2 separate regions of the Homo sapiens genome follow, and region 1 is linked to region 2. A link is a contact called in ENCODE Hi-C or POLR2A ChIA-PET data. All regions are on one chromosome and are shown on one strand. Each heading gives the region's core, a stretch centred on a gene start or an enhancer-like site at or near the end of the contact. The rest is flanking DNA. Distances are from core to core; before and after follow the strand shown. Region 1 holds the start of PKN3 (protein kinase N3). Region 2 holds the start of BBLN (bublin coiled coil protein).

Region 1 (5,242 bases), core at 675-3,174, 540 kb before region 2:
ATGAGAAGGCAGCCAGGGGCCTGGGAGCCAGGGCTTGTTCCCCTGATGTCCCAATGCCACAGGTAGCAAAGCAGAGGCACAGAGAGGAACTGGGGAGGTCTCCGGGTGCCCACTCCCTGCTCAGCTCCCGGGAGGAAGTAGAAGGCTCTCTCACGGCTTCACCCAGGTTGGAGCCAGGAACAGGAACACCTCCTTTCCAGCCGCCAGCATTTCAAACCAACCGGTGCCAAAGGTGACCTCAGGCCGGGTAACCCATGATGCCCCGCAACACGGGCTGTTGCAGGAACCCCATCTTACCTCTCTGTGTTCCATCTTCTCCTGAGCCCAGTGGAAGGGGCCGCAACCCCAGACTCAGGGACCCCCCCACCCCAGACCTCAGCGGGGCCTGCTGGCCCAGCTGTCAGAGGGCAAGGGCGAGGCTCAGGAAATCCTCTGACCGCCCTAGGCCACAGGGCCAGAGCCAAAGACCGGAGCAAACAAAGGTCCCATGGAGCTGGGGGCCCGGCCACCGGGGTCCTGAGTCACCCAGCTGCCGCTGCAGGGCGGAGCCCCGCAGGAAATCGGAAAATGTGTACAAGCTACGTCTGGAACAGGCGGAGGGACCTCCAGAGGAAGGGGGTGGGAGGGGGCAGACCGAGCCCCAGCCCTGAAGGCGGCCTAAACGACTGGCTTGGGCGCTCAAGGAGTCTACACGCACCCCGCAACACCCCCATGGTCCCGTCTGCCCTGGGTTGGAACTCCAACATGGACACACACACCACCTCCTTTCCGCTCTTTGCGGGGACCCACTCCTGTCCGCAAATGCCCCCCTCCCAACCACTCGCTCCGGAACAGGACACCACCTCTCCCTCCTCAGGAGCAGATAGACATGGCCTCGGTCCTCCGGGCCCACGCGCACCTACTGCCAGCTCTGGCAGGAAACCCAGCCCCCTCCGCATTCTAGAACCCGCTATGTACCCAAAGGTTCCCGCCCTGGGGCGGGGGAGGCCGCTCCCCTCTCATCTACGCTCCCCTCGTGCCTCCTGTGCTCCGGGAAGGACTCCTGCCACTGCCAAGCGCGCACAGACTGCGCCCCCCGCTGCGCGCACATTCTAACCCCCCCAGGCCCCTGTGCCCCGCCTTTCTATCCCGGCTAATTCCCGTCGGCCTTGGAGCCCCACCGAGGAGAACCGACTTAAGGACACTCTGGGGACCACCCTGGTGGCGCACACTGCGGACTCAGCCGTCCTCGCTCACGGGCTGGTTGGGGTTCAGTCTCCGGGTCAGCCGCGGACTGATTTGGAGACTGTGCAAGGTCCAGGAACCACCGAACCCGGAGATCAGGTCTGCTCTGCGAGGGCGTCGCGGGGCCGGGGCCAGGGCAGGGGCAGGGAAGGGGCGCGGGTGAGGGGAGGATCGGGGGAAGCGGCCGCGGTTCGGGGCTCCGGGGCGATGACAGAGGCTTTCTCGCACCCCCCGGGCCCGCGCGCCCCTCCCACGCCGTTCACCTGCCGCGGCGCCCCCTCCTCCATGGCGCCGCTCCGGCCGCTTGGGGCCCTTCTCTCAGCCACTCCGGTCCCGGAAGCCGCAGACCCTCCGCCAGGACTTTCAAACTTGAAACTTCCCGGGAAGCGGCGCCGGAGACGCGGGATCGGGCGCCCCCTCCCGAGACCCGCTGGCCCGCGGGACCAGCGCCGCCTCCCGTCCGCGCCGATCCAGCGCCCGGGACCCCACGCCCGAGGTCCCGCGCCCCAGCGCCTCCCTCGGATCCAAAATTCCGCGGGATTCTGGGCCCAGTACCCGGGCTTCGGCGCCTGCGGTTCCCGCTGGGCGTGACCGCGCCTCACCCCCGGTTTGGACGCTCAGGAGGCACATCGCCCGCGCCCAGGTCCTCTGGCCTTCCCCGCCGCGCGCCCGCGGGAGCCGGCCAGTTAGGGACAGGGATGGGGGAAACAGCGCCCCCTGAAGGTTGCCGGGTCGCCCAGCCGGGTGCAGCCGGTGGAGCTGGCCGCCTCCTCTAACTTTGAGCCCCTCTACAACCTGGCTCCCGCCTCTAACGCGCTGGGCCTCCTCGACCAAGCCCCTCAAGTCTCTCTTTGTCTCGCACGTTGTTGGTGTAATGTGGGCTAATCCAAAATTGTCTCTCTCCTCGGAGTGGTTGGCCCAGACTAGATATTAGTCACTACAAGAATGTATACTAGGCCAGGTGCGGTGGCTCACGCCTGTAATCCCAGCAGTTTGGGAGGCAGAGGTGGACGGATCACGAGGTCAGGAGTTCGAGACCAGCCTGGCCAACATGGTGAAACCCCCGTCTCTACTAAAAATACAAAAATTAGCCGGTCGTGGTGGCGGGCGCCTGTAATCCCAGCTACTCAGGAGGCTGAGGTGGGAGAATCACTTGTACCCAGTAGGCGGAGGTTGCAGTGAGCCGAGATCCTGCCACTGCCCTCCAACCTGGGTGACAGAGCGAGACTCCATCTCAAAAAAAAAAAAAAAAAAAAAAAAAGAACGTATACTTGTGGAAAAGTAAATCCTCACCCAAAATTATGATAAATTACAAATTACAGATGAATGAACCAGACCTCTCTCCGGCCCATCTCTTACTCAGACTGAGCTTGCTGGTTCAGCCCGTGCCACTTTTTAGGGCTTTACCCTAAAAAGCCCATCCATCCACACGGGAGAAAAGCCATTTACACCTGGTGAAATAGCCGCCACTATTTCAGCCCAAGGGAGGTGTGCTGGTCACTGCCTAGTCTATGGCGGGCCATTCAGCCCGTCCTGGCATCCTGCGTTTACAGGAGGTTGTGTCAGCACTTCGTGGAGGAGCGTCCTCCAGGAGGTGGGAAGGTGATGAAGGGTCAAATACCGACAGTGACTTGGAACAGACAGGCTCTGGTGCTCTTACTGAATGAAGGAAGCCACATGTTGTGCTTTGCACTAATCACTTCCTTCATAATGGACTGGAAAAAAGTGAAATTGGTGAGCCATGGACAACACTGGGTTGTCCTGCTATGGGAAATCACCCAAGTGGCATTGACATATAAGCAAAGGCAACTTGGCTCTGTGAAACATGCCCAGATTTCATAATCAGAGGCGAAATGTGACATTTACACATTAGAGTTGTTGAGGTCTAGACATTAGCAGAAGCACCTGGCACATAGTAGGTTCTTTGACATGGGGGTTGGCTGGGCATGGTGGCTCATGCCTGTAATCCCAGCACTTTGGGAGGCTGAGGAGGGCAGATCACTTAAGGTCAGGAGTTCAAGACCAGCCTGGCCAACATGGTGAAATCCCGTCTCTGCTAAAAAAAAATTAAAAAGGCAGCTGGGCGCGGTGGCTCACGCCTGTAATCCTAGCACTTTGGGAGGCCGAGGCAGGCGGATCACAAGGTCAGGAGTTCGAGACCAGCCTGGCCAACATGGTGAAACCCCGTCTCTACTAAAACTACAAAAAAAAAATATTAGCTGGGCATGGTGGTGGGTGCCTGTAATCCCAGCTACTAGGGAGGCTGAGGCTGGAGAATCACTTGAACCTGGGAAGTGGAGGTTGCAGTAAGCCAATCTCGCCACTACACTCCAGCCTAGATGACAAGAGCAAAACTGCATCTCAAAAAAATACATAAAATAAAAAATTAGAAAAACTAGCTGGGCGTGGTAGCGCACGCCTGTAGTCCCAGCTACTCGGGAGGCTGAGGCAGGCAAATCACCTGAATCTGGGAGGCAGAGGTTGCAGCGAGCTAAGATCACGCCACTACACTCCAGCCTGGGCAACAGAGCAAGATTCTGTCTCAAGAAAAATAAATAAATAAAAATAAAATAAAATGGAGGTTAAATGAACGTTATTATCCATCATTTAGAAGCAAAAAGGCTGACCAAGCCCAGTGGCTCATGCCTGTAATCCTAGAACTCTGGGAGGCTGATGAGGCAGGAGGATTGCTTGAGGCCTAAGAGTTCAAGACCAACCTGGCCAACATAGTGAGACACCATCTCTTAAAAAAGTAAAATAAAGAAGTAAAAAAGTCCTCAGCTTCTCACTGCAGCTCATCAAAAACCCAGGAATCAAACTAACAAGCCTTCCCCACCTTTTAGGAATTCTCCAGTGGTGCAATCAGTCCAGCCAGCTAATTAACACTTTAAAATGTGTATTTGCCTTGATGGCTAAATGTTACTTCTGGAAGCCAAGAGTAATCTGAGATAACTCTCCATAGGAGGGTGCTCACATCTCAACTCCCGGCTCATTTATCCACTCACTGCAGGCAGGAAGCTGAATTCGATGGTTTTCCAAGTTTGGTTGGAAAGTGGCTTTGTTTTTTGTTTTTTTGAGAGAGTCTTGCTCTGTCACCCAGGCTGGAGTGCAGTGGCTCAATTTTGGCTCACTGCAACCTCCACCTCCCGGGTCCAAGTGATTCTCATGCCTCAGCCTCCTGAGTAGCTGGGACTACAGGCACATGCCACCACACCTGGCTAATTTTTTTTTTTTTTTTTTTTTCTTTGAGACGGAGTCTCGCACTTTCGCCCAGGCTAGAGTGTAGTGGCTGATCTCGGCTCACTGCAAGCTCCGCCTCCAGGGTTCACGCCATTCTCCTGCCTCAGCCTCCCGAGTAGCTGGGACTACAGGCGCCCACCACCACGCCCGGCTAATTTTTGTATTTTTAGTAGAGACGGGGTTTCACTGTGTTAGCCAGGATGGTCTCGATCTTCTGACCTTGTGATCTGCTCGCCTCGGCCTCTCAAAGTGCTGGGATTACAGGCGGGAGCCACCGCGCTCGGCACACCTGGCTAATTTTTTATATTTTTAGTAGAGATGGGGTTTCACCATGTTGGCCAGGCCAGTCTCGAACTCCTGACCTCACGTGATGCACCTGCCTCAGCCTACCAAAGTGCTGGGATTACAGGTGTGGCTGCCGCGCCCGACCTGGGGAGTGTTTTTCACCACCTTACACAGGGAAGCCAAGTCCTGGACTGCTGGATGAGTCTGACCAGGTAGTTGCACCTTACTTCTGATAGTGATAACACTTCATAAGACTGGAATTCTTAGGAAATTCGTGTTCAGCATTTAGTGGACCGTGAATAGTGCAAACCAACTCTCTAGCCAGTTGGCCTTTAAAAGACTATAACTCACTGGGCGCGGCGGCTCGCCTGTAATCCCAACACTTTGAGAGGCCGAGGCGGGCGGATCACGTAAGGTCGGGAGTTCAAGACCAGCCTGACCAACATGGACAAAGCCCGTCTCTACTAAAAATACAAAATTAGCCGGGGTGGTG
Region 2 (5,628 bases), core at 383-2,882:
CCAAGGCGGGTGGATCACCTGAGGTCAGGAGTTCGAGACCAGCCTAGCCGACGTGGTGAAACATTGTCTCTACTAAAGATGTATAAAAATTAGCCAGGCGTGGTGGCAGGCGTCTGTAGTCCCAGCTACTCGGGAGGCTGAGGCATGAGAATCGCTTGAACCCAGAAGGCGGAGGTTGCAGTGAGCCAAGATCACGCCACTGTACTCCAGCCTGGGCAACAGAGCAAGACTCCGACTCAAAAAAAAAAAAAAAGCTCAGACAGGATCTGGCCACAGCAAGTACTTAGTGGATGGTCATTATTATCAATATTTCGAACTCTGTGTCCTGGGATACAGGCTAGGAGGAGGAATTGGGGAGGCAGGTGCCCCACACCCCTCCAGGCCAGGCTTTATCTGTGTCAAGGGTACTTCCCAGTTCCAAGCCTTTGCTTCTGCCTGGGACACCACCCTCCTCCCCACTGTTCTAAGTCCTGTCTGCCAACATCCACTTAATGTGACCTCCTGGGAAGCTCTTCCTGATGCTCCCAACAGCATTGCCCAATGCAGAGCTACCTGAAACTATTGTGATGGATGTACAACCCTGGGAATACACAAAAGCCTACTGAACTGTACAGTATGGGTAAGTTGTATAGCTCAATAAAGCTGTTACGCCAAACAAAACAAAGAGCATGCACCATACTTACACCACATTTACTAAATCCTCAGTGTATGTTAACATGCCAATCTTTACTATACCAAAGATAATAATGACGATAACCATTTACTGAACTCTTGCATGCTAGAACCTGCTAAGGATTTTCCTTTTTTTTGCATTTAATTCTGACACATCCCAGTGCAGCAGACACTAATCGTTATTCCTATTTTATAGAGGGGGAAACTGAGGCTGAAGAAGGTGAGAAGGGAGCCGATGGTTCTCTTCACACCCCACCCCTGCACTCGTAAGCACGCAAAAGGCTGCTCTGTAAGCTGCTGACATTTGGCAAGGCTGTGAGGCTACACCAGCAAAGCCGGGTGGCTGGGGATGCTGAATCGGCAGAGCGACGCCCCCGCGTCCCCAACTCCACGTCCCGGCCCGGCCCCTCCGCTAAGCTCAACCCTGCCTCCCTCAGGTGCCTCGGTCTCCCCCAGGACTGAAGGAAGTGGTGGAGCAAGGCCCACAAGGGCGAGTGTCCCCGAAGCTGCCTTAGTTTCCCCATCTGTAAAACGGGACTGGTGACCTGCAGCTCTCACGGGGCTGGGAACCGGCTCGCGGGTGCTCGCCCTGCATCCGAGACAGCACCTACAACTCCGGACCCGCTCGGGGCGGAATGGGTGGGCTCTTTGTTCCCTTCCGAGACCCCATCTCGATTCCCCTTCCCGGGAGGGCAGCCCTGAAAATGCAAGGTTGCTCCAGCAGCCCCCTCGGGTCACCTGCTTCCCCGAAGCCGTCCTCCTCGCCTTCCGCTCCCGCCTCCACCGGCATCCCCAGGTCTCCGTTGGGGCCCGACATTGCGGGCTCGGGCGCCCGAAGGGCCGCGCGACGATGGAACGCGGCGACCGTCGCGCCGAAAGCCGGCGCCGGATGGAAGGTGGAGGCGGCGGATAGAACACGGGCCGGAAGGGTAGAACGCGGCAGCAGATCTCCGCCCAGAGGCCGGTGCCCCGCCCCTGAAGCCGGAATCCCGCAGCTCCCGCTCCGCCCCGCCCCGCCCCCAGCCGGAACTCCGCCCCCGCCGCTGTTCTGGCCCCGCCCTACCTCCAGACTCCACCCCCACCACCGGACTCCCGCCTCCACCTCCCTCACAGTCGAACTCCGCCCATTCCGCCCCCGGCCTCGCCCCTCTCCCGGGCGCTGGGCGGGGCCACCACGGGGCTGCCCCTGGAAAAGCCCAGGAGTAGGGAGGTCCGGGAGGAGCGGCGGGAGACCGTCCAAGCCCATCTGCTGCTTCGGCCCCTCCGCGTTGGCGAAATCGAAAACGGGGTTTCCTTGTTATTTTTTGAGATAGGGCCTGGCCCTGTCTTCCAGGCTGGAATGCAGTGGGGTGATCTCTGCCTCCCAGCCTGAAGCGATCCTCCCACCTGAGCCTCCAGAGTAGCTGGGACTACAGACGGCTGCACCACGCTGGCTATTGTATTTTTTGGAGACGGGGGGGGGGGGGGGGGAGGGGTTTCGCCATGTTACCCAGGCTGCTCTCGAACTCCTGAGCTCGAGCCATCCACCCGCCTCAGCCTACCAAAATGCTGGGATTACAGGCACGAGCTACTGGGCCCAGCCTTGGAAACGGGGTTTCCACACCTCTTGTGGCTTCCGGATATACCTCTTGTGGCTTCCGGATATTCTTCTTCACAGCCTCGCTGAGAGTCACGAAGGGTCTCCTTCCTCTTTGCCTCTCTGCCTGCACCCCAGTGGAGAGGACCCAACACCCCTACCCCTGGATCTGGGCCTTCCTGGTCTTCAGCGCTTCTCTTAGGGCTCATTGGTTACAACCTGTGGGTGGGAATCAGGCTGGACTCCAGCTCTGGACAAGAGAAACAGGAACATTAGCTAGGCGGGGTGGCTCCCACCTGTAATCCCAGCGCTACGGGAGGCCGAGGTGGGAGGATTGCTTGAGCCTAGGAGTTGGAGACCAGCCTGGGAAACATAGTGAGACACCCTACTCCCACCCCCGCCCACTCAGCCCCCCCCACCCCCGTCTCTACAGAAAGCACAAAAAAAATTAGCCAGACCTGGTGGCATGCACCTTAGTTGCAGCTGTTTGGGAGGCTAAGGCAGGAGGATCACTTGGGCCCAGGAGTTCGAGGCTATAGTGAGCTATGACTGCACCACTGCACTACAGCCTGGGCAACAGAGTGAGACCCTGTCTTTAAAAAAAAAAAAATTAATTAATTAATTAAAAATAAAATGTTTAATTAGCCAGGTGTGGTGGTACACGCCTGTAGTCCCAGCTACTCAGGAGGCTGAGGCAGGAGAATCACTTGAACTGGGAGGCAGAAGTTGCAGTGAGCAGAGATCGTGCCCTTGCACTCCAGCCTAAGCAACAGAGCAAGACCCTGTCTCAAAAAAAAGAAAAAAAAAGGCCAGGCCTGGTGGCTCACGCCTGTAATCCCAGCACTTTGGGAGGCCGAGGCGGGCAGATCACGAGGTCAGGAGTTTGAGACCAGCCTGACCAACATGGTGAAAACCCGTCTCTACTAAAAATACAAAAATAAGCCGGGCGTGGTGGCGTGTGCCTGTAATCCCAGCTGCTCAGGAGGCTGAGGTGGGAGAATCACTTGAACCCACGAGGCAGAGGTTGCAGTGAGCTGAGACTGCACCACTGCACTCCAGCCTGGACAACAGAGCGAAAATCCGTCTCAAAAAATAAATAAATAAAAAGTTTGGCCTGGAGCAGACCTACCTTTGTTTGTTTGTTTGTTTTGAGACAGAGTCTTGCTCTGTTGCCCAGGCTGGAGTGCAGTGGCATGATCTCAGCTCACTGCAACCTCTCCTTCCCGGGTTCAAGCAATTCTTGTGCCTCGGCCTCCTGAGTAGCTGGGATTACATGTGCCTGCCACCACACCCAGCTAATTTTTTTTATTTTTAGTAGAGACGAGGTTTCACCATGTTGCCCTGGCTGGTCTCAAACTCCTGACTTCAGGTGATCCACCTGCCTTGGCTTCCCAAAATGCTGGGATTACAGGTGTGAGCCACCATGCCCGGCCTGGACCTACCTCTTTTTTTTTTTTTTTTTGAGACGGAGTCTTGCCCTGTCGCCAGGCTGGAGTGCAATGGCGCAATCTTGGCTCACTGCAACCTCCACATCCTGGGTTCAAGTGATTCTCCTGCCTCAGCCTCCTGAGTAGCTGGGACTACAGGCACACGCCACCACGCCCAGCTAATTTTTGTATTTTTAGTAGAGACGGGGTTTCACAATGTTTGTCAGAATGGTCTCGATCTCTTGACCTCGTGATCAGCCCACCTCGGCCTCCCAAAGTGCTGGGATTATAGGCATAAGCCACCGCGCCTGGTCCCTGGAGCTACCTTTTTAAGTTGAACTTTGAGAAGCCAAAGAGAAAAAAAGATTAAATAAAAATTTAATTTTTTTTTTTTTTTGAGACAGAGTCTCACTCTGTCACCCAGGCTGGAGTGCAGTGGTGCGACCTTGGCCCACTGCAACCTCTGCCTCCCGGGTTCAAGCAATTCTCCTGCCTCAGCCTCCCGAGTAGCTGGGATTACAGGTGTATGCCACCATGCCCGGCTAATTTTTGTATTTTTAGTTTCACCATATTGGCCAGGCTCGTCTCGAACTCCTGACCTCAGGTGATCCACCCGCCTTGGCCCCCCAGAGTGCTGGGATTACAAGTGTAAACCACCATTCCTGGCTAGATTTAATTTTTTAAAAAATAAAGAGAAGTAGGAATAGTTCATTTTAGGGAGAGCCCCTTAACTGGGACAGGGGCAGGACAGGGGTGAGGCTTCCCTTAGTTCAAGCTCACCTCAAACCCACCCAGGACTGTGTGTCACATTCTCCAATAAAGGAAAGGTTTGCTGCCCCCGCCTGTGAGTGCTGCAGTGGAGGGTAGAGGGCCGTGGGCAGAGTGCTTCATGGACTGCTCATCAAGAAAGGCTTCATGACAATCGGCCCAGCTGCTGTCATCCCACATTCTACTTCCAGCTAGGAGAAGGCGGCTTGCCCACAGTCACCCAGCCGGCAAGTGTCACCCCTGGGTTGGACCCAGAGCTATGATCCTGCCCAGGGGTCCAGCTGAGAATCAGGCCCACGTTCTAGGCAGAGGGGCTCACCTACTGGGACTCCAGTAGCTGTAGTGCATGGAGGCATCATGGCTGCAGCAGCCTGGACCTGGTCTCACACTGGCTGTCCCTGTGGGCAGGCCATCCTCAATGCCAGGTCAGGCCCAAGCATGTATCCCAGACAATGACAATGGGGTGGAATCCTCTCTTGTCCCAGAAGCCACCCTCACTGTTCTACCTGAGGAAGGCAGGGGCATGGTGGAATCTGAAGCCTGCTGTGAGGGTCTCCAGCGACTTGCACATGGTCAGCCCTGCCTTCTCCTCCCTGAACTAGATTGAGCGAGAGCAAGAAGGACATTGAACCAGCACCCAAAGAATTTTGGGGAACGGCCTCTCATCCAGGTCAGGCTCACCTCCTTTTTAAAATTTAATTAATTAATTAATTAATTTTTTTTTAGAGACAGAGTCTTACTGTGTGGCCCAGGCTGTAGTGCAGTGGCACAATCATAGTTCACTGCAGCCTCAAACTCCCCACCTCAGCCTCTGGATTAGCTGAGACTACAGGTGCACCACCACCACACCCAGCTAATATTTTTATTTTTGTAGAGAGAGGGTTTCACCATCTTGCCCAGGCTGGTCTCAAACTCCTGGGCTCAAGTGATCCTCCCACCTCAGCCTCCAGATTAGCTGAGATTACAGGCATACCACCACCACGCCTGGCTAATATTTTCAATTTTGTAGAGACAGAGTTTCACCATCTTGCCCAGGCTGGTCTCAAACTCCTGGACTCAAGTGATCTTCCCACCTCAGCCTCCCCACGTGCTCAGATTACAGATGTGAGCCATGGTGCCCAGCCTAGCCTGCCCTCCTTGGCTGAGAGTGAGGCCCTCAGCAGAGAAAGAGATTTGCTGATGCTC

What was found. Hi-C counts contacts between places; a loop is a spot of excess contacts on that map. ChIA-PET counts read pairs that join two places held with the same protein, here RNA polymerase II (POLR2A). Pooled maps may share reads with other maps.
Region 1: a loop to region 2 is called in a pooled map, with 5 times the contacts of the local background. The contact joins the promoter of PKN3 here to the promoter of BBLN in region 2. A Hi-C loop is called at or near these places in 1 of 168 maps with a recorded cell type or tissue (K562) and 1 of 50 pooled maps. POLR2A ChIA-PET finds 5 or more read pairs at or near these places in 1 of 52 experiments (activated CD4-positive, alpha-beta T cell).

What each region holds. Positions count from the first base shown.
Region 1 is chr9:128,699,185-128,704,426 of GRCh38, reverse strand. PKN3 (protein kinase N3) reads right to left here and starts at 1,924. Exons shown (of 22, transcript NM_013355.5): 1 at 1,488-1,924. The coding sequence starts at 1,511. RefSeq lists an enhancer at 1,108-1,647 and a silencer at 1,462-2,031.
Region 2 is chr9:128,156,269-128,161,896 of GRCh38, reverse strand. It overlaps BBLN (bublin coiled coil protein), which reads right to left and starts at 1,632. Exons shown (of 2, transcript NM_024112.4): 1 at 1,411-1,632. The coding sequence starts at 1,489. RefSeq lists silencers at 1,383-1,472, 1,683-1,892, 3,912-4,107, 5,381-5,581 and enhancers at 824-1,777, 1,778-2,731.